Linked DNA regions of Homo sapiens: regions 2 and 3 are each linked to region 1. A link is a loop called in an ENCODE intact Hi-C map of the cell type or tissue named here. Cell type or tissue: CD4-positive, alpha-beta T cell. All regions are shown on one strand.

What was found. Peaks named below come from ENCODE experiments on the same cell type or tissue, not always from the same donor. Only the 100,000 strongest peaks of a DNase experiment are listed, where the experiment ranks them.
Region 2: a loop joins it to region 1, with 4 times the contacts of the local background. A loop is called at or near these places in 4 of 110 quality-filtered maps.
Region 3: a loop joins it to region 1, with 2.5 times the contacts of the local background. A loop is called at or near these places in 4 of 110 quality-filtered maps.

What each region holds. Positions count from the first base shown.
Region 1 is chr6:137,971,183-137,979,182 of GRCh38, reverse strand. No RefSeq gene overlaps it. Among named protein-coding and RNA genes, the nearest start is that of SIMALR, 29 kb to the right of the region's middle. RefSeq lists an enhancer at 3,539-3,648. In CD4-positive, alpha-beta T cell, CTCF peaks have their summits at 3,092 and 3,293; DNase peaks (open chromatin) are centred at 3,342 and 3,672; H3K4me3 peaks cover 700 bases; H3K27ac peaks cover 2,339 bases.
Region 2 is chr6:137,880,048-137,888,047 of GRCh38, reverse strand. It overlaps TNFAIP3 (TNF alpha induced protein 3), which reads right to left. Exons shown (of 9, transcript NM_001270508.2): 8 at 7,796-7,977; 9 at 4,736-7,013. The coding sequence ends at 6,729. Among named protein-coding and RNA genes, the nearest start is that of WAKMAR2, 16 kb to the right of the region's middle. In CD4-positive, alpha-beta T cell, no CTCF peak of the experiment used is centred here; DNase peaks (open chromatin) are centred at 4,297, 5,257, 6,567, 6,587 and 6 weaker places; H3K27ac peaks cover 2,759 bases.
Region 3 is chr6:137,337,707-137,345,706 of GRCh38, reverse strand. No RefSeq gene overlaps it. Among named protein-coding and RNA genes, the nearest start is that of IFNGR1, 120 kb to the right of the region's middle. In CD4-positive, alpha-beta T cell, CTCF peaks have their summits at 3,411 and 3,613 (motif pointing left); a DNase peak (open chromatin) is centred at 3,606; H3K4me3 peaks cover 860 bases.

The DNA of each region.
Region 1 (8,000 bases):
CCAGCCTGGGTGACAGAGCGAGACTCCATCTCAAAACAAAACAAAACAAAAACAAAAATTAGCCAGGCGTGGTGGCACATACCTGTAATCTCAGCTACACAGGAGGCTGAGGCAGAGAACTGCTTGAACCCGGGAGGTGGAGGTTGCAGTGAGCTGAGATCGCGCCACTGCCCTCCAGCCTGGGCCACAGAGCGAGACTTCATCTCAGAAAAAAAAAAAAAAGAAAGATTAACACTGGCGTGCCTCAAAAATGACTTCCCTTAAATGTATGGTGCATGATAAATGCAACACAGCGGGTAAAAGATTAATGTGCGGAATACAGCCTACGGCTTTTGATGACTGTGACTCACCTTTGTACCAGTTGCCCAGACTGGTGGCTACTAGTCCTCGGTTTTAGAGGAGAAAAATGAGTGAAGAATAAGTGACATGTTCCTGCACATTTATCAGATGCCTCGGACCACTGTCCAGGTGGCCCTGAACAGGAACAGTCATGCTCTCAGATGAACCTGGCCCTTTTTAGTCAGCATGCCATTCATATAGCAAACTTGGCATCCACCAACTCTTCTTTTATGGGAAGAAGGTTTTGAAAGGTATATTAGTTGTTCCCACCCAGGTGTGAACCACAGTGACTCCCTCATCAGCCCTGCACCTGTCAGAGAACTTCATACAGCTTTTCTGCTTCTTACTCAGCCCAGGGCCTCTTTTCAAGCACATACCTCTAGGCTCTTTCGTTCTTCCTTTACAGCAGGCTCCGGTGACTCAGTCCTCCTTATCTTTACTGTCCCTTGAGGGCCAGGTCCCCTCCTTCCCCACGTTCCCTCCCTTCCTAGTCATCTCAGAAGATAAGTCATTAGGTCCTTTTGATTTTAAAGGAATTATTGCTTATCACAAATATGTAAGACAAGTAACAAATATAATACAGATAACAAAAATTAGCATAGTACAGAGTTTCTAGAATCCTAACAAAAGTTTGTATAATTTTGGTCCAGCTTATGGTTTGTGCTTCTGCCTGTGATGGGGAATGGAAAATTCTGCTTTTAGCCAATTCCCAAGACCAAATTCAATAGCAAAAATCAGATAGTCTCCCACTCCCCGCAATGTCTCCTAAGAGCCCCTCATTCCATCTGTGAGGTCTGACACACACTCCCTGGAGATCAAGATTGGTATCTAAAAACATCTGTTGCTCTCCCCAGTCCAAGATGAGGATATTTTGGTCCAGAGAAGTAAGAAGTTTCCTCATCTTTGGACTGCGGAGAGTAACAAATGTTTTAGAATGGCTGTGAACTCTGGGAATAACAACATTAGTTTTCTTTCTCTTTCCTTTCTCTGGAGCATATCAAAACCACTCTGTAATGGTCACCCTAAAACGACACAATCATAGAATCGAACTGTTTAGGGTTTCTAAACAAAGAGTGCCACAGAACTCAGAGTTAAAAAGCCAAGCAAGCCGGGCGCGGTGGCTCACACCTGTAATCCTCCCAGCACTTTGGGAGGGTGGATCGCCTGAGGTCAAGAATTTGAGACCAGCCTGGCCAACATGGGTGAAACCCCATCTCTACTAAAAATACAAAAATTAGCTGGGCTTGGTGGTGGGCGCCTGTAATCCCAGCTACTTGGGAGGCTGAGGCAGGGGAATCGTTTGAACCAAGGCGGCAGAGGTTGCAGTGAGCCTGCATTCCAGTCTGGCAACAGAGTGAGACTCTGTCTCAAACAAACAAACAAACAAACAAACAAAAAGAAAGCAAGCAGAGGGAAACAGCAGGTGATTCAGGCTAATGAAAGCACTGAGAACCAGACTTGCACCCAATTCCCCAACCCTTATTCACTTCAACATGTGCGCCAAAGGAAACACCCGTCCCACCCCTCCTTATACCACAGAGAGTGCTCAGAGTTGGTTGTTGGAATAACTGGACTTTAATTCCACGTCTGCCATTAGACCAGCTAAGGGACCCTCAGCAAGTGCCCCAGGCTGGGTCTGGTGCTTACCTGGAACCTGGGGCAGTGAGCCAATTGTCTTCCTCATGCTAATATTCTATTCTCTCACGTTTGCTCAAAGCTATGTGTAGAGGTAGGTTAAGTCAATGCATTAACTATGTAGCAAACACAATGTCCATAACGTCTACCTTCTCGTAACAGGGAAAATAGAGATTGCTTTAAATAACCAAATATAGATGGGGCAAAAGGGGCTGGGGAGGCAGACAGGGATTCAGGGCCAGGGTAGAGGTTTTGGACTTTAATCTGAGGACAAGGGAGGCTCTTGAAGGACTTAAAGACAGTAACGTGGTCAGATCTGTATTTTAAAGAGATCTTCTGGCTGCAGTGTGGAGACTATGTTGTGTATGTCTGTGTGTGTGTATGTGCATATGTTTGTGTCTGTGTGTGTAGGGAGGCAGGATGGGAAAGGAGGCTTCTAAACTAGGCCAGAGATGTTGGTCACTTGGACTAGGGTTACAGCAATGAGGCTGGGATGAAGGGGACAGGAAGGAGGAGATTAAGAGGCAAAGTTAAAGGGACTTAGTGCTGGATTGTGGGGTGGGTGGGGGGTAGTTTCAGGGAGGCCACCTAGAGTTTTGCTTTGAGGAGCTGGGTGGTGGTAATGCCATTTCCTGACATAGGGTGTGTGTGTGAGTGTGAGTGCACACTTGTGAGTGTGGTGATATGTGGGGGCTGGTAATGAGAAAGTGGATGAATGAATTCCATCTTGGACCTGCTGGGTTTGAGGTCTAGCATCATTTGAGGAATCCAGATGGTTGAGAACTTTTATTAAATATCAACTGTGCATTTTGTGAGGATACACACCCCCGCTACAAGAATGGAATAGACATTTGCTTTGTTTATTGAGCAAATACTATTTTGATCTTTAAAAATAATCACCCTAACTTTTTTGTGTTGTGTTCTGTCTTTCCCAAAGTATTTGACTTTTGGCTACTCATGTAGGTTGACATCAACGCCACGACTGACCTGGGCAGTTCCCTCATGTTAATATAGCAGATCTTGAATCTGCACCAGCGACTTGAGAGAAAATCACTCTAAACACTCAAAACCACAGAAGTTCCTTCTCAGGACCTCAAACATGCCATAGGCCTACGTACCAAATTTGTTCTATACTTGGATTTTTCTATACTCAGTTTGGAAATAAAGTATGCCTCCTTCCTGGGAGAAATCACAGCCTTCAGGGAAAAGAGAAATATAGCTTTGGGCCTTGGGATTTAAATCACAATGTTAGATGGCATCCACTCTTGGTCGACTGAGGCTCCAACTGCATGGTTGTGTATTTTCAGGTATTTAAGTGATTTTTGAACGCTGCATTTCTTTGACTAGCTGAATATTTAAATTTGCCACAGGATGGCAGCATGATGTTATAAAAGAGAAGAGAAAAAAAACCTTTTAAAGCCCAGGTATTAATGAATAGAGGCCTGGAAAGCAAACATAACTGAGAATTTTTCTTCTTGTTCCTACAACTGTAAAGAAAGGAAGGAATAAAGTATGAGAGAAAGCAATGAAGTAAAAGATGAAAAAAGGGCTGGAGAAATTGAGGGAGGGAAAGCAATTTAAAAAGAAAGTAAAAGCAAAAAGAAAAACACTTCACCTCCAACTAGATCATATTTAACTAAAGAAAAGAACCAAGCTGCTGATGTAGGAAGTTTCCGAGGGAGGAAACCAGTGCTATAACCACATTTATTCACAGCCTCGATGTGTGAGTGCAAGACAGACATTTGACCTTCTTATGAAAGCAGTTGTCTCTTTGGGAAACTATGAGAATGAATTTACATTTACAAAGTTTTCTAGTCCCTTTAAGTAAGTCTTACATTAGCATAATTCCCAGCTTGCATTCAAAACTGATTTTTTTCAATATCCTTCAAAGAGGTCATTAATGTTGGTTTCCATGTTTACATTGTGTAGGGAAATAAGTGAAATTACTCAAGAAGGGAATAAACGGTATTCAGACACACATTGACAGCAATGGCTTCCTGTGATGGAAACGAGAAGGCTGCCTCCAGTTCAGCGCTTCCAGAAGTCTGCAAGCTGGGAAGAGATCTTCCAGAGCTGGCGGCTTGACTCTGCACTGACCAGCCACCACTTACGTGGGCTATTCTTCAGGTCCGTCACCAACTTGCTCTCTCCTCAGTCTAATTAATTTGACTTAGCAGGGAGTTCTGGGATGGGAGAGATCTTAGGAATGGTGATCGGTTTTTCAGCCTTGGCGATAATGACATCTTGGGCCAAATAATTCTTTTTTTAGGGGGCAGGGAGCTGTTCTTCTTATGGTAGGATATTTAGCAGAATCCCTGGCCTCTCTCTATCCGCTCAGTGCTAGTAACGTCCTTCAGTTGTGACATCCAAAAATGTGTCCAGACATTGCTGAATGTCCTCTGGGGAGCAAACTCCCCTCTTCCTCCATTTGAGAACCAGTGTTTTAGATAAACTCTAATTACAAGAATGAAGGAAATTCTGAAAGTTTTCTCTGTCTTACTGTCCTGTTTATGGGCAAAATTGTTATTGAATCATCAGAGATATGTGTGCTCTTCAAATCTATGTTGGAGATTTCCAAACATTAAATCCAGGCATAAAATGCCCTTATTGTAGCAAAGACAACGTTCTCTTATATGAATCAGAAAACAACATATGCTTATTATAAATATTCTGTTGGGCAAAAACTTACACAAAGCATCACAGGGGATGAAAAGCAGTAAGAATTTTTACAGAAATAAAAACAATTACGTTGTTAATTGCCAGGTACTTTTCTTATTCATCAAGATGTCCATGTTCTATTCATTTCATTTAAAGTTTGCAACATCTCTATGGAGAAATATTATTTGCATTTTATAGAGAAAAAAACTGAGGCTGAGAGAAGTTTAATCACTAACTCAATGTTACATTAATAGATAGCAAAACCAGATTAAAACCCAATCTTTCTAACACCAACAACTGTATGTGCTCTAGTACTGGCCACTAACCCTTGAAAATCTTACAATCTAGTTGGGGAAACAATACACGTACATAGGAAAGTTGTCCAATGTCATAAGGCAATAGATGATTTAATCCAAAAGCCATAAAAATTGTTAAGATGCATTGCTGTAGATAAGAGTGGTCTGAGAAATTATGAGGATATGATGGGTCTTGATCTGTATGTATTTAAAGAACCGAGGATTGGAGAGATGGGATGAGATGGGTTCTGTGGCATAAAGCGGCAATCTTCAATGGAACACTGGCCGCACAAGGGTGCTGCCGGAATAGGGTTTTATTATTAACTGCATGTTTGTTCCCCCCAAAATTTATATTTGAAACCGTAGCCCTAATGTAATGGTATTGGGAGAGGGAGCATTTGCGAAGTAATTATGTCAGGAGGTTGGAGCCTTCATTATGGGATTAGTGTTCTTATAAGAAGAGCTAGCACCATCCTCCACCCCCTGCTCCAACTCTTTGCCATATGAGGATACAATGAGAAGACCGCCATCTGCAAACCAGGATGCAGGCCGTCACCTGACACCAGATCCTCCAGCATATTGATCTTGGACTTCCCACCCTCTAGAACTGCAATAAATAAATGTTTGTTTTGAAGCCACCAGTCTGCAATCATTTGTTATAGAAGCCTGAACTGACTAATCAGATAAAGATGGCTACAAGGAGAGGAAGACCTATGTTGAGAAAGGAGAGTGATGCAGGCTAAAAAAGGAAGCTGACAACAGAGGGCAGGGGCCTTGAATACAACCCAGCGGTCATCAATTGGAAGGCCAAAATAATGTATTTTGTTTGGCTCAAGTTTTAAAAATTGGAAAGTTTGCGGGGGGAAGAATTTGGATTTCTGAACATTCTTGAACAAAAAGATGTGGCAACATCAGGCCTACATTCCTGAGTCTCGACTCTTGGCTGAAGCCAAGGAGGAGTTATTCTCATGAACGGGGTCTGGATTTTCCAGTTCACCAGTATCCACATCATGCCCTATTCTTTTACCCTCTTCTTTCTTCTCTTAATTATTTGCTTAGCCCCTCTAAGCAGTGGAATTTGCAATCTTCAGTTTAGAAAATAATGTTTATTAGAAATTAATCTGATAACACCAATTAAAAATCTATTTTTTATAAGTCTGCTAGAAATGAGAGACAAGAAACATTAAACATTTTTACCATATGTCCAAAGATGGTTATTAGGGTTTCCTTTTATTCCTGTCTTTTGTACTGAAATTACCCATGGTTTGTTCCACCTTTCCTGGGGCTATGCAGTGTAAACTTTTCATCACTGTTGTTGCTTGGCGTTGGAGTTGATGTTGATTTTCCCATCTTCATAAACTGTGAGCACCTCATCACTATGTCATTTCCTTCACTCAGGGCTGGTGTGTGACACCACCACAACAAATATTTTTGAGCGCCTACTGTGTTCCAGGCACTGTTCAAGAAATGTAGGCTATCATCGAATAAAACAGACAAACCTGAAGAGTTTATCTCAGGATAAGCTCTGGGAGTTTTATTCGGTGATAGCCCACATTCCCAGAACAGTGCCTGGAACACTGTGGGTGCTCAGAAATATTTGTTGTGGTGTTGTCACACACCAGGCCTGAGTGAAGGAAATAGTATGGTGCTGAGGTGTTCACAGTTTACAAAGGTGGGAAAATCAACATCAGCTCCAACATCAACATCAGCAGACAATAAGCAATGACTGTAATACACAAGTAAATTATATATGTTGGAAAATAATTTGAAAAAGGAAAAATAACACAGTGGGCTAAGAGGGCTGACAGTGGAAAACTGCCATTTTTAAGCAGGGCATTCAGCATCAGCCTCATTGAGAAGATGACATTTAAGCAAAGACTTGAAGGAGGTTGTCGTGGGAAATTACCTCAACAAGATGGGAATCTCCAAGTACCAGGCAAGCTGTTCTGTCATGGAACAGAGGCTCACAGACCAAATTAGGATGTTCAAATCATGCAGATTATCAAATCAACCTAAAACACATGATGAGAAGCAAGAGGAAAGAAATGCTGTAAGTTAACATATGAAATACTTGCAATGAGGTAGAAGCAGGTAGAACCCACAGTATATGAATGCTGGCTTACACATTGTTAATATACTCTTCCTATTTCTTTTTGTCCCCCTCCTGTGTTCCCTTCTCTCCCCTAGCCTTCCCCCCGATGGTGAGGATATAAGGACCAGACTTGGAGCTCAGCAGACAGAGGTGCCTATGGCCAATGCACACTTGCTTTATTAGAGAGACTCAGCACCAAGCACTCCTGGTCAATAGCTGTGGCTCATATTATTAGCCTGTTGAGCAGCTGGGAGCTTTTTCTGATTCTGCTGGGCGGAACACATGTGGCGTCAGAGGAAGGACCACAATACATATCATCCATGGGCAAGCAGTTTGGGGTGACACAGCTGTCAGCCTGGAGGTGGTATGATCCATACCTTACCATTGGTTCTTCTATCCCTTTCTTTATAGAGATAGCTCTCTTGATTATTTTGTGGTTTACAAATCCTATATCTCATTCATTATATCTCTCTTTAACATGTCTTATAAGGTACATACTATATTTAACAAATCTTAGAAATTTCATCCACCCCATTGTTTTTCTCATCTTTTAGAGCAGAATTCAATATTCTCAAGTAGTGAATAATAGTAAACACACTTTACAGAGGGGAAAGAGTCAGCTATGAGAATATCAAGGCTAAGAGTGCACCAGTCAGAAGGATTAGCAAAGGCAAGAATATACCTGGTGCATCTCCAGGACAGCAAGAAAGGCAATATGGCTGGAGTGGAGTCAGTGGGTGAGTGGAGATTAGTAAGAGAGATGGTCAGATTTTTCTGGACCTTATGGCCATTGTAAGAACTGTGTAATAACAAATTTATCCTTCACTGGGTTATATAGTTGACCTTTGAACAACACGAGTTGGACTGCGTGAATCCACTTATATGCAGATTTTCTTCCACTTCTGCCACCCCTGAGACAGCAAGACCAACACCTCGTTTTCCTCCCCCACCCCCCAGCCTCCTCAATGTGAAGAAGATGA
Region 2 (8,000 bases), 91 kb after region 1:
CAAGTTCTAAAATTGAGGGAGTAATTAATAGCCTATCAACCAAAAAAAAGCCCAGGACCAGGAGGATTCACCACCGAATTCTACCAGAGGTACAAAGAGGAGCTGGTACCATTCCTTCTGAAACTATTCCAAACAATAGAAAAAGGGGACTCCTCCCTAACTTATTTTAAGGCCAGCATCATCCTGATACCAAAAGCTGGCAGAGACATAACCAAAAAAGAAAATTTCAGGCCAATATCCCTGATGAACAACAATGCAAAAACCCTCAATAAAATACTGGCAAACTGAATCCAGCAGCACATCAAAAAGCTTACCCACCACGATCAAGTTGGCTTCATCCCTAGGATGCAAGGCTGGTTCAACATATGCAAATCAATAAATGTAATCCATCACATAAACAGAACCAATGACAAAAACCACATGATTATCTCAACAGATGCAGAAAAGGCCTTCAACAAAATTCAACACCCCTTCATGCTAAAAACTCTCAACAAACTAGGTATTGATGGAACATATCTCAAAATAATAAGAGCTATTTATAACAAATCCATAGCTAATATACTGAATGGGCAAAAGCTGGAAGCATTTCCTTTGAAAATGAGCACAAGACACGGATGCCTTCTCTCACCACTCCTATTCAACATGGTGTTGGAAGTTCTGGCCAGGGCAATCAAGCAAGAGAAAGAAATAAAGAGTATTCGAATAGGAAGAGAAGAAGTCAAATTGTCTCTGTTTGCAGATGACATGATTGTATATTTAGAAAACCCCATCGTCTCAGCCCAAAATCTCCTTAAGCTGATAAGCAACTTCAGCAAAGTCTCAGGATACAAAATCAATGTGCAAAAATCACAAACATTCCTATACACCAATAATAGACAAACAGAGAGCCAAATCATAAGTGAACTCCTATTCACAATTGCTACAAAAAGAATAAAATACCTAGGAATACAACTTACAAGGGATGTGAAGGACCTCTTCAAGGAGAACTACAAACCACTGCTCAAGGAAATCAGAGAGGACACAAACAAATGGAAAAACATTTCATGCTCATGGATAAGAAGAATCAATATTGTGAAAATGGCCATACTGCCCAAAGTAATTTATAGATTCAATGCTGTCCCTATTAAGCTACCATTGACTTACTTCACAGAATTAGAAAAATTCTGAGCTTCTGCACAGCAAAAGAAACTATCATCAGAGTGAACAGGTAACCTACAGAATGGGAGAAAATTTTTGCAATCTACTCATCTGACAACGGGCTAATATCCAGAATCTACAAAGAACTTAAACAAATTTACAAGAAAAAAAAACCCCATCAAAAATTGGGTGAAGGATATGAACAGACATTTCTCAAAGGAAGACATTTATGCAGTCAACAAACATATGAGAAAAAACTCATCATCATTGGTCACTAGAGAAATGCAAATCAAAACCACAATGAGATACCATCTTATGGCAGTTACAATGGCGATCATTAAAAAGTCAGGAAATTCTGAGCATGGTGGTTCTACTTTAAATTTCATATGGAACCAAAAAAGAACGCATATAGCCAAGATAATCCTAAGCAAAAAGAGCAAAGCTGGAGGCATCATGCTACCTGACTTCAAACTATACTACAAGGCTACAGTAACCAAAACAGCATGGCACTGGTACCAAAACAGATATATAGACCAACGGAACAGAATAGAGGCCTCAGAAATAACACCACACATCTACAACCATGTGATCTTTGACAAACCTGACAAAAACAAGAAATGGGGAAAGGATTCCCTATTTAATAAATGGTGCTGGGAAAACTGGCTAGCCATATGCAGAAAACTGAAAGTGAACCCCTTCCTTACACCTTATACAAAAATTAACTCAAGATGGATTAAAGACTTAACTGTAAGACCTAAAACCATAAAAACCCTAGAAGAAAACGTAGGCAATACCATTGAGGACATAGGCATGGGCAAAGACTTCATGATTAAAACACCAAAAGCAATGGCAACAAAAGCCAAAATTGACATATGGAATCTAATTAAACTAAAGAGCTTCTGCACAGCAAAAGAAACTATCATCAGAGTGAACAGGCAACCTACAGAATGGGAGAAAATTTTTGCAATCTACTCATCTGACAATGGGCTAATATCCAGAATCTACGAAGAACTTAAACTAATTTACAAGAAAAAAAAAAAACATCAAAAAGTGGGTGAAGGATATGAACAGACATTTCTCAAAAGAAGACATTTATGCGGCCAAAAAACATATGAGAAAAAGTTCATCATCACTGGTCACTAGAGAAACGCAAATCAAAACCACAATGAGATACCATCTCATGCCAGTTACAATGGCGATCATTAAAAAGTCAGGAAATGCCGGGCATGGTGGTTCATGCCTGTAATCCCAGCACTTTGGGAGGTCCAGGCAGGTGGATCATAAAGTCAGGAGTTCGAAAGCAGCCTGGCCAATATGGTGAAACCCCGTCTCTACTAAAAATATAAAAATTAGCTAGGCATGGTGGCGGGTGCCTGTAGTGCCAGCTACTCAGGAGGCTGAAGCAGGAGAATCGCTTGGACCCCGGGAGATGGAGGTTGCAGTGAGCTGAGATCACACCACTGCACTCCAGCCTGGGTGACAGCAGAGTGAGACTCCATCTAAAAAAAAAAAAAAAAAAAGGAAACATCACAAGCTGGAGAGCATGTGGAGAAATAGGAATGCTTTTACACTGTTGGTGAGAGTGTAAATTAGTTCAATCATTGTAGAAGACAGTGTGGCAATTCCTCAAGGATCTAGAACCAGAAATACGACTTGACCCAGTAATCCCATTACTGGGTATATACCCAAAGGATTATAAATCATGCTACTATAAAGACACATGCACATGTATGATGTATGTTTATTGGGGCACTATTCACAATAGCAAAGACTTGGAACCAACCAAATGCCCATCAATGATAGACTGGATAAAGAAAATGTGGCACATATACACCATGGAATACTATGCAGCCATAAAAAAGGATGAGTTCATGTCCTTTGCAAAGCCATGGATGAAGCTGGAAACCATCATTCTCAGCAAACTAACACAGGAACAGAAAACCAGACACTGCATGTTCTCACTTATAAGTGGGAGTTGAACAATGAGAACACATGGACACAGGGAAGGGAACATCACACACTGGGGCCTGTCACGGGGTAGGGGGGCTAGGAGAGGCACAGCATTAGTAGAAATACCTAATGTAGATGATGGGTTGATGGGTGCAGCAAACCACTATGGCACATGTATACCTATGTAACAAACCTGAACGTTCTACACATGTATCCCAGAACTTAAAGTATAATAAAAAAAAATTTAAAAAAGACTCTGTCTCAAAAATAAATAAATAAATAAATAGAGCCTTATAACTCACTGTAGCCTTAAGCAGTTCTCCCACCTCAGCCTCCTGAGTAGCTGGAACTACAGGTGCCTATTCACTCTTACTGCTATATGATAATCCATTATATGAATATACCACAATATATTTCTCTTTTCTCCTGTTAATGAACATTTGGATCGTTTGTAGTTTGGAGCTATTATGAATACTGCTGAGATGAACATTTTAGTACCATATTTTGGTGAACATATGCATGCATTTCTGTTTTATGGGTGTATAGCTAGGAGTAGAGTGTATACCATTGAGTGTATACCTAGGATTGGAATTTTTGGATCATAAGGTAGGTATACGTCCTAATAAATATTGCTAAACATTAAAAAAAAAAGAAAAGATCCTTACTAAACGAAAGCAATAAGACTTTGTCTTGTATGGTGGATAAACTGAGAAATTAGAATACATACTTGGAATTTGGATATTAAAGAATAAAATAATTTAGCTGGCTCTGATAATGGTGGTTATGTTAAAAGGACATATTCTATTCAATTAGAGGTGCACACTGAAATATTTATGGGTATGAAGACACAATATCTGGGATTTGCTTTCAAGTAGTCCAGGAAAAACAAAAAAGAGGATGTGATAGATGAAACAAATTGGGCAGAACGTTGGTAATTATTGAAACTGGAGGATGGCTATAGAGTGGCTCTTTATAGTACTTGTCACTTTCTTATTAAAGTTTTCTACTTTTAAAAAGTTAAAAAAAAATTATAAATATATTTTTTAAAGTGTGATTCTAAAATCTGGCTGATCATCCAGATCACCCGAGGAGCTTAAAAAAGTAGATTCTGGGAGCTGCGCAGTCCTGCTGAATCAGTCGTCTGTGAGTCCATTTGTACTGGATGGGAGGTGGGGATGAAGGCTTGCGCATGGAGGAATGTGTTATTTTTTAATTTCCTGGTTCTGGCAGCCAGCACAGCCACGCTGCCTCCTCTGCTTTGTCTGACCCAGGAGATCTTACATCAGTCTTCCTTCCTGCCTGCCTACTTCTCTCTTTCCTGTCTTTCCCTCCTCCTCCCTCTTGTTTTCTCTTTCTTCACTTTATAAAAGTTTAGGGCAGGAAGCTTAAAAGGGCCACAGGGTCCTAGCATCCCTTTCCTCTTCCCATCAGAGGAAGAGTGTCTTCATTGTCAAGCGGGGGCTTGTGCTTGAGGACTGGGCCTGGACCTCATACAGTTATTATTTATGAAAAGCTGCCTTGCTACCATGGATGAGAGATGTGTGCATTGCTCAGGTGCACCTCAAAATAAAGCTGCTTAGGAAGCACAGTCTTAATATCCAAGCCTTTCTTTTTCTTTCAGCATTCATCAATTGAAAACATCACAATCTGTTCTTAAATAATTTATTTTTTAATGTTGACTCTTGTGAAAAGTTACATTTATTTAGAAAAACTTGAAGAAATCCAACAAAGAATAGGTGGCTTTCTATTAGGGACAATTAAATGTGCAAATTTCAAATACTTTTTATAATAAGTATAAATAATTACTTTTTTTCACATTAAGAATGGAAATAATGATCAACACAAAATATTAAGATATCAACTTTAAGAGAATTAGATGAAAACACTGAAGTTTATTTGGTATCTTTGGAAAGAAATTATAAAGATTCGTCTGGGAAAAACTTAGGGGGCTCTAAGGGGAAAGTGTGCCTAATAGTATGAGTAAAGGCTGTGTAGAGTTATGGATCACAAATATTTTCAGGCCATAAGTACAGACCCCCAAAATGGCAGCCTTTATCTCTGGGGAAAATGCATTTCCCCTCCTTTTTTTTTTTTCTTCTAGAGCAAATATGACAGCAACCACAAAGCACACAGAGAAACTGTAAGCCAGCAACAGAAAGAGATTTCCTCATACTCATGGTTACTGGCTTTTGCTGTCCCAATACCAGGGTACCATGGGATGCAGGGGACTTCCCAGCCCCCCCAGGACACAGTGTTAACAGAAAATAAAACCATCACAAAAGGCCACATCTTTCCCTGTGACCATTGCCAGTCTCATCCCTGCTCCTTCCCTATCTCATCTCCAAGGAGGTAGGACACTCAGAGGCATTAACAGAACACAGAGTATAGTTTTTTATTACATAGCTGGAGTTTCATAAGGAGAAGCACGAAACATCGATGAATATGTATGTATACCTTGGATGCAATTCCTTCTTTCCTGGGGAGGCAAGCAAAAGTGTATCAAAGAGGCCAATTTACTCCCTGTGGTCAGGAACTTGCCCACAGCCTGACTCAAAGCAAGGATGTTCTCTCAGGAGAACACTGTGGCATTTTCCCCAGAGCTGAAGAAATATCTTCACTTAAATAATCTTGAAGTTTGTAATAAAATAAATAAAGTGAATTACACAAAAAGGACTAGAGCTCCCTTTAAAAAGGCAGCTGGTTGAGTTTATGCAAGCAGTGTATACACAAGCTCATGCCCCAACAACAACCAGAAAACAGGTTATTATTATTTAGCCTTCCTATTGTACTTCTAGGGCAGCATTTCAATATAATTTAAAAAAATCCCTCATACATAATGTAAGGGTATATTATATATGTACACACTTTTACTCCTCAGTTCAAGCTAACTTCTTTAGAAGTAAAGACAGTAATAACCCAAAGAGTTACACGTCTTCCCAGTAAAATATTCTAATTTTTTAAAAGGTGCATATTATAAAGAGCAGCTTGTTTTTCTGTCAATGTGAACATGTTCAGTCTCAGCAGCCTCAGAATCACAGTCCATGGATGGTTCTGCATTTCTGCCGGGTCCTCAGGAAAGGAACCGGGCAGGTAGGGAAAAACCATGAACTACAAACACTCTCTGAATACGTCCATTTTCCCTGAGCTTCCTTGAGCTTCTTGCAGAGGGCCTCGCTGCCATGAGGATCTGGCTTCACATCTCTGAGAGATGCTGGGGGAGGGGAGGTGGAATGGCTCTGGCTTCTCCAACCCACGCGACTTGTGTGTCTTTTCCCTTTCTCAGCCAAGACGATGAAGCAGTCCTGATGCGCAGGGTGCAGGGGCCTCGGCCAGTCCCCGCACACCTTCCAAGTCCAAAGAAGTTCCTGGCCTCCTGCTTGGTAGGAGAGGAGGAACCTTGGGCTGAATCTGACATCATCCCTTGCCAGTTACAAGCTTTGCTTTCTAAGGCCACCTGGGAACACTCCCGGGTTACCAAACCTGAGCATCGTGGGCACCACGAAGAGCTTATCTTTCCTCTCCTGCTCAGACACCCTTAAGCCCACTGTTGCAGTGGCAGCTGAGGGGTTCAGAGGATAGCACCATGATGACTGACAGCTCGAGGCCCCACTTCTTGCAGGAGGTGACCCACCTGTTTCCGGTTAGCCATACATCTGCTTGAACTGAAAGCATTCGTTGCAGTAGCCGTTGCACTTGGCATTGCCAAAATGATCACAGGCGGGGGCCCGGCAACGCTGCTTGGGGGGGTCTTCGGGGGCAGGCTCACCCCGGTGGGCCCCAGGGCCCATCCTCTGGTTGGGATGCTGACACTCCATGCAGAGCTCCTCGCTGCGGCAGGCCAGGATGTTCTTGCAGGAGGCCCGGGCGCACTTGGGCCTTGAGGTGCTTTGTGTGGTTCGAGGCACATCTCTGCGCTGGCTCGATCTCTGAGTGGAAAGAACAGGCAGATCATTAAAAAGTCAGGAAACTATTGCTCACATTTCTTAGGGAGAGCACAATGAAATCTCATTGGAGAGTGTGGAGTCTACAAAGAGCTTTACCTGCCTGAGCAAGGGAACAGGAGAGCATTGCAGTCTATGAGCCAGAGCTCTCGAAGGATGTTTCTTTCCAGTCTCAAGGAAAGCTGACTTGGCCCCCAGGGAGGCTGAGGAAAACCGCCAAGCCTAAGTTGGCCTGCAAACTTTCCCTGGCTCTCTTCTGTTGGGACCAAAAACCACTGTTCTTACATAGCTTCCCTACCATTCTGTGAGCAACAGGCGACACACCTATCTGTCAAAGCTGGCTTTTCTGACGCGCCATTAGGTGGAGGCAGGCCCCTGGGAAGCTCTGTCTGTTCGCTCCTTATGATAAAGGATTATTTAAGAAGGGCTGCTTTTTAGATGTCTGTGCTTCTCTTACAAATCAAAGAAGCCTCTGATCACCATCTGGCTTTTTGGAGGCTTGAAGAAGTTTTATGCAATGGCTGTGTTTCTTTGTTTTTAAAATAAATTTGAAAGCATACTTGGAGCATGAAAATTGGAGGTAGCATTTCGGACCTGGGGAGCCACAGTGACATGGACATTCCCCTTCAGGTTCTGAATTAATCCTTTATCATGAGGAGACAGAACCTGGCAGAGAGGAAAGCCTGCTTGTCACTGTCGGTAGAAAACGCTCCAGCAAAAAGCATCGAACACACGGGAGGGAGGGAAAGCTCCTCCAAGTGTCTCACCAGTTGCTCTTCTGTCCTTTTGGCCTCATGAAATCTCTGATTCTGAGCTTCAATGAAACACTTCTGGCAGTATCCTTCAAACATGGTGCTTCCAAGGGTGCCGCATTCCCTCCCCAGGCACGGAATGGTGTTCTGGAACCTGGACGCTGTGGGACTGACTTTCCCTGAGGCAGCAGCAAAATCTACATGAGAATGGATGCTAGTT
Region 3 (8,000 bases), 630 kb after region 1:
GCTGTTATATGACCCCATCCCACTGGGCAGCTGTCAGCATCACAGCGGACAAACGTTTTGACTAGAAATCCTGCTTTATTGTGAGAGGTTGCATTGGTATGAAAGGAACACTTTCATAAAAAGAGCCAATAGAGGACAGCTTGGGAAATTATAGACTTGCTTAATTAGTATGCTCCAGGTATTCTCATCAAATTTATTTTTCATACCTTTCTATAAATTGGAATAAAAAGCTAATAAATCACTTTCTCTTTCTGCTGCAGACAAGGAACATCATAGGTGATTCATTTTCTGTTCCTTCTTCCCCTGTATAAAATACAGAAGGTATTTTCAAGGACATTTTGGCACAGCTAGTGTTCACCTCCACACTACAAAAGCAGAATCGCTTCCTCTTTGCTTTTGGGCCAGAAATTATGCCTTAAGGTTGTGTACACCACAGAGTCACATATCTAAGAGGAAAGAAATTGAACCTTGGAAGTTCCTTTGGCAGCTTTCTTTTCTACCCTACCAGACTCTTTTATCTGTTTCCTTTTGACTTTCAGTCTATCAAATGTTTTATGTATGGGCATCCTCAAAGTAGGTACTTCCAGCCTTCCTTGGCAATTCAGAAGAGAAAAGGCATGTGCCCAAAAGGAAAGAGAGGAGTCCCCTGACATGTGATTGGTTTCTGGTTGTGTTCTCGGGTTGGCCCAGTTATCCACCACCTGTGCAATCCCATCCCACAGAGAATACATGGGAATGTAAGTATGGATCTCCTGTTGAAACTCCAAGAAGGATCTCAGGGAAGTAAGTTTCCTTCCTGTAAGGTGCAAGGAGATTCAGCCTGCTATATGGGGCACTGTAGGAGAGGAGGATGCTCAGGAAGGACTAATCAGGAAAGCAAGGGTGCTCACCCTGTGCCTGAGCTGCCTTGATTTTAATCTTGGACCACCAACCCCAGACACACCAGGAAGAAGACTGTCCAGCCTCCCAGGTTCTGAGCGTTCCACAGAGCTGACCTGGATACTGACATGACCACTGCGGCACAACCAACATACCCCCAACCCCACTGGGTTCTGCTACCCCAAGCCCTGATCCCTACATTCAGCAAACCTCAACCACGCTGTTGGTGTCTGTTCTCTGCTTAGCCTGCTCAGTGGAAAGAAGGTTTCTGTCCTTGTCGTATATGGGTGGGCTTTGTCAGAGGTTTGAGAAATCTCAAGAAATCTGGAGAATACAAGTTGGAGTAAACATAAGCAGCAAAGACAATAACATAGGAATCTGATTTCCTTTATTTAAGCTAAGATTAAATAAGTATATATCCAAATAGGTGTCTTTTATAGGTAATAAGGAAGTAATAAAAAGAAAACTATTTTTATACACACATAAATAAGTTGCCCTGCACTTTCATGATTCCCGTGGCTTTAGATTTACTCTTTTAACTTTTCAGTTTATTCTCTTATACATATTTTATACAAATTATTACCAGCTCAGATGTAACAAAAACTATAAGTGGTTTAGTATCATTCTTTGACAAGCTAAAAGCATAATACTTGAGTCATATATATTAATCTGCATAGAGATGTGTCAAAAAAACTAATGCACCTACTACTGTATTTCTTATAGCTAAGACTTTGCCAGTGAAAATGTCAGCATAAGTGCATTTAACAATGATCTCAATTTAACAAATTAACAACTGGCTAATACAGTCCTTTTTATAATTAATTTTTTCTTGATACTTATTAGATGTACCCATCTTCAGGGTAAAATTCTCTTTTAAAATAGCCTTAAAAATACAATCATTCCTTCGGTGACTTCACACATTTGTATTCTTCAGTTAAGATCGAGTTTTCTGAGCTTCTTTTGAGATAAACATCTCTCTGCATGTATCGCCATCTTAGTAAAAATAATATAATGATAATAGCAATAAAAAATTATGTGCGCATTTCTCCTTCCCGCCACCATTTCCACCACAATTTTCTTAATAAGTTCTTTATTTTTTTCTCAGTAATTATCCACAAGAAACCTGGGTAAAGGTAATGAAAGGAGGACCCATTCTCAGTGAGGACATAGAAGTTATAAATTATTAAAGAGATCTAGAGACCATTTTTTGGTCATGTTATTATTACTCAGAGATCAAAGTATATAACAAAGCACCTTTAAGCAAATATCATATTAACTTCAGAAATGTTTAACTTTGTTATCTGAAAAGATAGCCCACCAGAAAGTAATTCTACAGTTTGAAAGTAGCATGAAAACATTTTATGGGTACATGAGTGACTCAGAGACAATATATCATGTGGCGTAAATACACTTCTTAGAAAAATACCTATTTTACATCAGTGTTGGAGTGAAGTTCTGGACCTTAAGAGAGATTTGAATATATGGACACTAGAAGCATGTTCTCGCCCTATTGTCTTCACCAACTCTTTATGTTTTTGGAGAGATGAAAATAAGAGTAGAGGGGAGCGGAGTTAAATAAAATAGTGAAATATGAGGGGAGCTTTCAAAAATAGTAGATCTTTTTTATTCTCTTTATTTTCTCCCCTTCTTGAATGATGTCAAGGCACAAAGGCTCGGCGGGCTTCCTTCAGTGGACGCTCAGCCAGGGTTCACCCCTGCTCTGCTGGGAGAACTCTACACTTCCCCCCTCCCCTCAGCCCCTCACCCGCACCCGTCCTCCAGGCTCCTTGCCAAAGGCAGTGTGCTCGCAAGTGTAACCCCAGCCTGCCTGCCTCCAGAGCTGGGCAAATGTGTGAAGTGGCCAGCTTCAGTTAAGACCAAGCCGCTCCATAAAGCAGATATGTGCATCTTTAAACGCAAGATGACATAAAACTATAAACATAAAACACGATTATCCGTTATGAAAATGAAAGTAACCTATAGCAAAGGATTTTGTTCGCTTTAGGATACTTTAATGAGGAACTGTTTTCTAGAGGACTATACTTATATCCTGTATCTGCATAACTCAGTGAGGCTGATCTTCCCTAACCTGAAGAAAGTTTCACAGATAAGGTGAAACTATCATTATTTAATGGAAAGGGAATTGATCAGAATGCAAAAAGCAAGAAACCAGTCACGAACAGACTCTTGCACTTGAATTACACTCTTCCCAAGTCTGCACTGATGCAAAAGGCTCTAGTACCTTATTTCTCTGCATTATTAAACATACAGACAATATTTTGTAGCTTTTTACAAATGGAAAAAAGTATGTTTTTATTCCAGTTCCCAGTTCAGAACTTGCAGATGCAGAATCTGAGCTCAGCCTGGAACCCAGGAAGTGCATCACTCTGTTAGCCATTAAGAAAGTCAACAGTTTACAATCACAGTCATTTATTAGAGGTGTGTTCCATGACAGATGGGTGTCCAATATCTATTATTATTAATTTATAGCCAGTTCTGTCCAGGGCACTTGGCCTTTGGCTTCTTGCCTGACAGCACAATAGCCAGTGAGAAAGCAATGCTATTTGCCATTCTCCTCACTGCTGTTTATGTGTATTAAAAGAATCAGCTTCATTAAGGTGTGAATTATTTCACGTGAATGTTTTTTCTGACTTCACCCTGATCTACCCGCAAAGCACATCACCTCCAAAGATAAACTAGCCCAGGGCCTCCGTCTGAAGTTGGCACCAATGATGCCACCTTGTGGGCATGAACCCCTCTCCTGAAAATACTGGCTCCTTCCAGCGGGCTGCATGCCAGCCTTCCAGTGGCTCTGGAAAACCTGCTCCCCCCTGCTTTGAAAGGTTATTGTCAGCTGCCCACCCTGCAGCCACATCGCACTCCCCCTGCAACACCCGGCCTGTTGGCCTTTGGAAGGTGGCACGCAGCTCGATGTGGTAGCTTGAGTTGAGCAATGCAGCCTCGTTCCAGGCTCTGCCCGGTTTCAGCCCGGAGAGGCACAAATCGCTTCCAGGAGGCCTCGCATATGATTAGCGGGAGCCAATGAGTATCCTCGAAAAAGGCAGCAGTTGCCAAAACAGCAGATGTGTGTGAAGGCTGCATTGGTTCATCTGGTGACCTCCAGAAATCAGTGCAAGATTTATATTCCTGATTATAGACTTTTCTCCTAATTTAGTCATCCTTCTCTCCATTAAAAAAATGAAGTTATGATTGCAATTTAAAATCCAATGTTACTTTACAAAGGGTGTCATCATTTTTGAGTTTTTGCAAACCACAATTTAGATGTTCTCGAGATAGGTTTGCAACATACACACACACACACACACATACACACACAATTTTACAGAGATATCCCAAATTATGGAGCTCAGAGCAATTTTTAAAAATGTACTTTGGTTGGAATTTGGTGCTCATTATAACTTAGAAGTTGTGAAAAAAAAAACTAGAGTCGACTGGAAATTTATGTGCTCATTGGATAATCAGCATCGAGACAAGAGACTATGAAAGAAATTGGATGAGTAGGCAGGCCATATTGCAGTGGTTAATTGTTGGAAGTATTTGGTTTTTACAGTAGAATATTGTTTGGGGCATGGGGATTTTCTTCTGTGACTTAAAAAAAAAATCCACAACGCTTTCTGAAACGCTGTAGTAAAGGGATAGGTTGTTCTCTCTTTTCCGTAACAATTCCCTGGCTTGCCTGTGGCACCCCTTCACATGAGTTCAAGATTTCTGTAGATGCTTTCATCAGCCCCATCAAAATGAAAACAATTCTTGTCAATTTGCCTTGACAAATGAAAACACAGGTTTCCTGTGTCTCTCAGATGGGTTTAGCCACAGCAATACATGCAAAAAAGAACGAGTGTCATTCACTGTCAGCCTAGGCATTTTCTCTTGCATTTAAACAACTTAAGATGGGCCCTAAATATACCTTCCCATGTTCTCTGCGGGGCTCTACGTCCAGAGATAGCAGGTGGTATGCGTGCATTTGTGCAAGAGGTCCATGTTGAATTAGGTCCATGTTGAAGTATTATGACACAGATTTTCTTGACGTGTCATGCCAGGAATTAAATCTGAGTTGTTTCTTTGGAACTTTTTAAAAAAAATGTTTAATGAGAAGCAAATGAACTAAGTGGAATGAGATTGTTTTTGATGTTAGCACTTAAGTTACTTTGATGTTACTGCCATTACTACAAAGTTCAGTAGATTTTAATCAGAAAGCCTACATAGCCCTTATGCAAAGAAAGCAGTATCTCCTTGCTAGGTCAAGGAAATAAACTAAAAATGCGTTTGGCAAGAATTCCCCTAGTAATGCCATATACGACTGTGGGTCCCAACACAAACCTAGTTATACAGAACACGAACCAAATGTCCACAAAGAGATAACTCCAAACCAGATATTTTCTGATCCAGAAAAATTTGTTGTCAGGGACTTGACTGTGTATGAAAGGAATGTTGTTTTGTTTCAGAACCAAAAATTTCCGACAAGATAGAGCATGAGCTTTCTGAAAAGAGAGAGCTTTTTGTTTTTTGCTCACAAACGTGCTCAGACATAGCTTTCCTTTCAGCTAATTAAGCTGTTTTAAAGCAAACTGGTCAAACAGTGACATCTTAGTGGGGAGCCTTGGAGTCAATTGCATGATATAGAAGGCAGGACACTTAAAGGGTGACTTCTGCTATTGTGTTCTCTAGCTGAATATTTTCTACTTGGTCAGTGCTGCCAGAGTGACCTCATACAATTGGGAGAATTCAAAGCCACTGACCTTAAGAGATGCCATTAAGAAGGCAACCACAGAAAGAAATTTCATGGTCAGGAGCCAGACTTACTCTCTCCTACCATGTCCTGATGCTTACAATATTTTATATGTATGTTTTCTTCCTGTCATTAGCATACTGTTAAAACAGCTAAATAAAAAGACAACAATGTAAATAATTATTCTTGTGTTAATATAAAACTCTCAGCCTTTTTCGTAAGAGTACTATTCAGAAAAAAGCCAACATCTCGAGTAATGATGGTTGCTTTAAGAGAATATAGTGGAATACCTATAACACATTTCTCTTAGCTAAGTGCACAGTAAGGAGGATGGACTCCTTCCACTGTTGAATGTTATTTAAATGATATGTAACACCCATTGTCTTTTGCAACCAATGGACATAAATTTGGTGTTTTTGCCATCTGTCATTTTCTCATGCTGAAGCAAAAAAAAATTAAATTTTCTATAAATAATTGCAAGATTATTAAAAATGCTTGTCCTTCTTATTTCTTCTATGGAACTCCAGCACATTGAATCAGTCAGTAGGCTAAAAACAGGTATTTTAAAATCCTGATGATGTTAAAGGAGGTTTTGTTTTCCCCATTAATAGCAAATGGCTCATTCTTTTTTGCCACGTAGCATGGTGTTTTTACTTTAGTAAAACTAATTGCAACTAAAATGCATTAAGATAAGTGTCTTCCCATAGAGATCAGATGCTACTTGTTTATGTAGGAGACTTGTGCAAAAGGAACTAAAGAAAATTGTTAAAAACAGAAGGAGGAATGATTAAGTAGTTACTTTTCAAGTCTTCTTCACAAGAGATGTCACACTCAAGCCAATAGTTTTTTAAAGGAGGTTCTGTGTTTTTCTTTGACTTTTAAACACCAACTATACCAAAAATGAATGATCCACAGAAACAGATCATCTGGCTAATAAGGAAAGGGGATGGTGTATACCAGCATTCACTAGGTGTCTATGGCTGAGAGGAATATTACCGAGAACAGTATCATTGAGAGCATTGTTGTATTGTGATTAAGGGAGAAGCTTCGAGAGCCAAATTACCTCCGTTCTGTTTCCACTCCACCACCTCTTGCTGCTTAGGCAACATAAGTGACCTCCTAGCTCCTTGGTTTCCAAACCTGAGAGAGGAGACTGACAAGGATTCCCTATAAAATAGGAACTCTTGTCTTATAAGTGAGCATTGAATGAGTTAAGTGTCTGGTACATAGGAATCACTCTGTAAGTATTGGTAATTATGATTAGTGTGTGCCAGGCATTATGCTAAGAACTTTACACACATTATTACCCTCAGTCTTCACAAAAATCCTATAAGGACTAGATCATTCTCTTCTTTTTAAAGCTGAGAGAACTGAGTTTCATAGAATCTAATGAATTGCTCTACTGTCATGGAGCTCAGATTTTAACCCAATTTGCCCGACTAAAGTGTGTATGATTCCATTATATTTTACTATTTCTCAAATATATATCAAAACAGATATTTGTGTGTTAGTGTGAAAATATAAAAAAGCAGAAAGAAGAAATAAACACCCAAAATTCTTTCTTCATTGAGCAGCACTGAACATTTTGACAGATTGCCTTTTATATGAATAAAAAGTGCATCATTTGTGTACAGCACAACCATCTTCATGTATAACGGAATCACTTGACCACATTTACACAGCTATGCTGTGGAAAGACGGAATCCAGTGATAAGACTACTGTACAACTGACATAAAGTTCAAGAAAATGAAGGCCTTTGACTAACTATTGACACTTCCCAGTGGTTTGAGTAAAAATCGGGTCCAGGAGGAGACAGCTATGGTGAGATGCACTGCCTGGCCCACGTTGTGCACTGGCCCCAGATCTCCATCTCGGTCCTGGGATCACACTGCAGATCCAATGGCATACAGCAAAGGAGAACCCTACCAGGCCCTCACGCTACCCAGAAACGGTGACAACACATCATTCTGGCAGACAGGCTGCTCAGATAAGGTGAACAGAGGGAAAAGCACAGTCCTTGGAACCAAGCAGACCCAAGGACAGGCTCCAGTTCTGCCATTGAATAGCCATGCATGTGACTTGCTTGTCGAGTCAGTTTTCCTATCAAAAAATGGAAATAATTTATATCTTGCAGGATGGTTAGGAAGATCAGAAAAAAAATTACACAGAGTTAGACTCAGGGAAACTGCTCTATAAGTAGCAATCAATAACAATAATTTGTAACAACCATTTAAAACATGCGTTGAGTGCCTACTTCCTGCCTACCCTATTCCAGGTGTTCCAGATGTTCTCACCCACTGTTCAGATGACCACAGTGATCTATCTGTCTCTGGAGAATGGTGTCATCTCCAAGTTTAGAGGCAAAGTCTT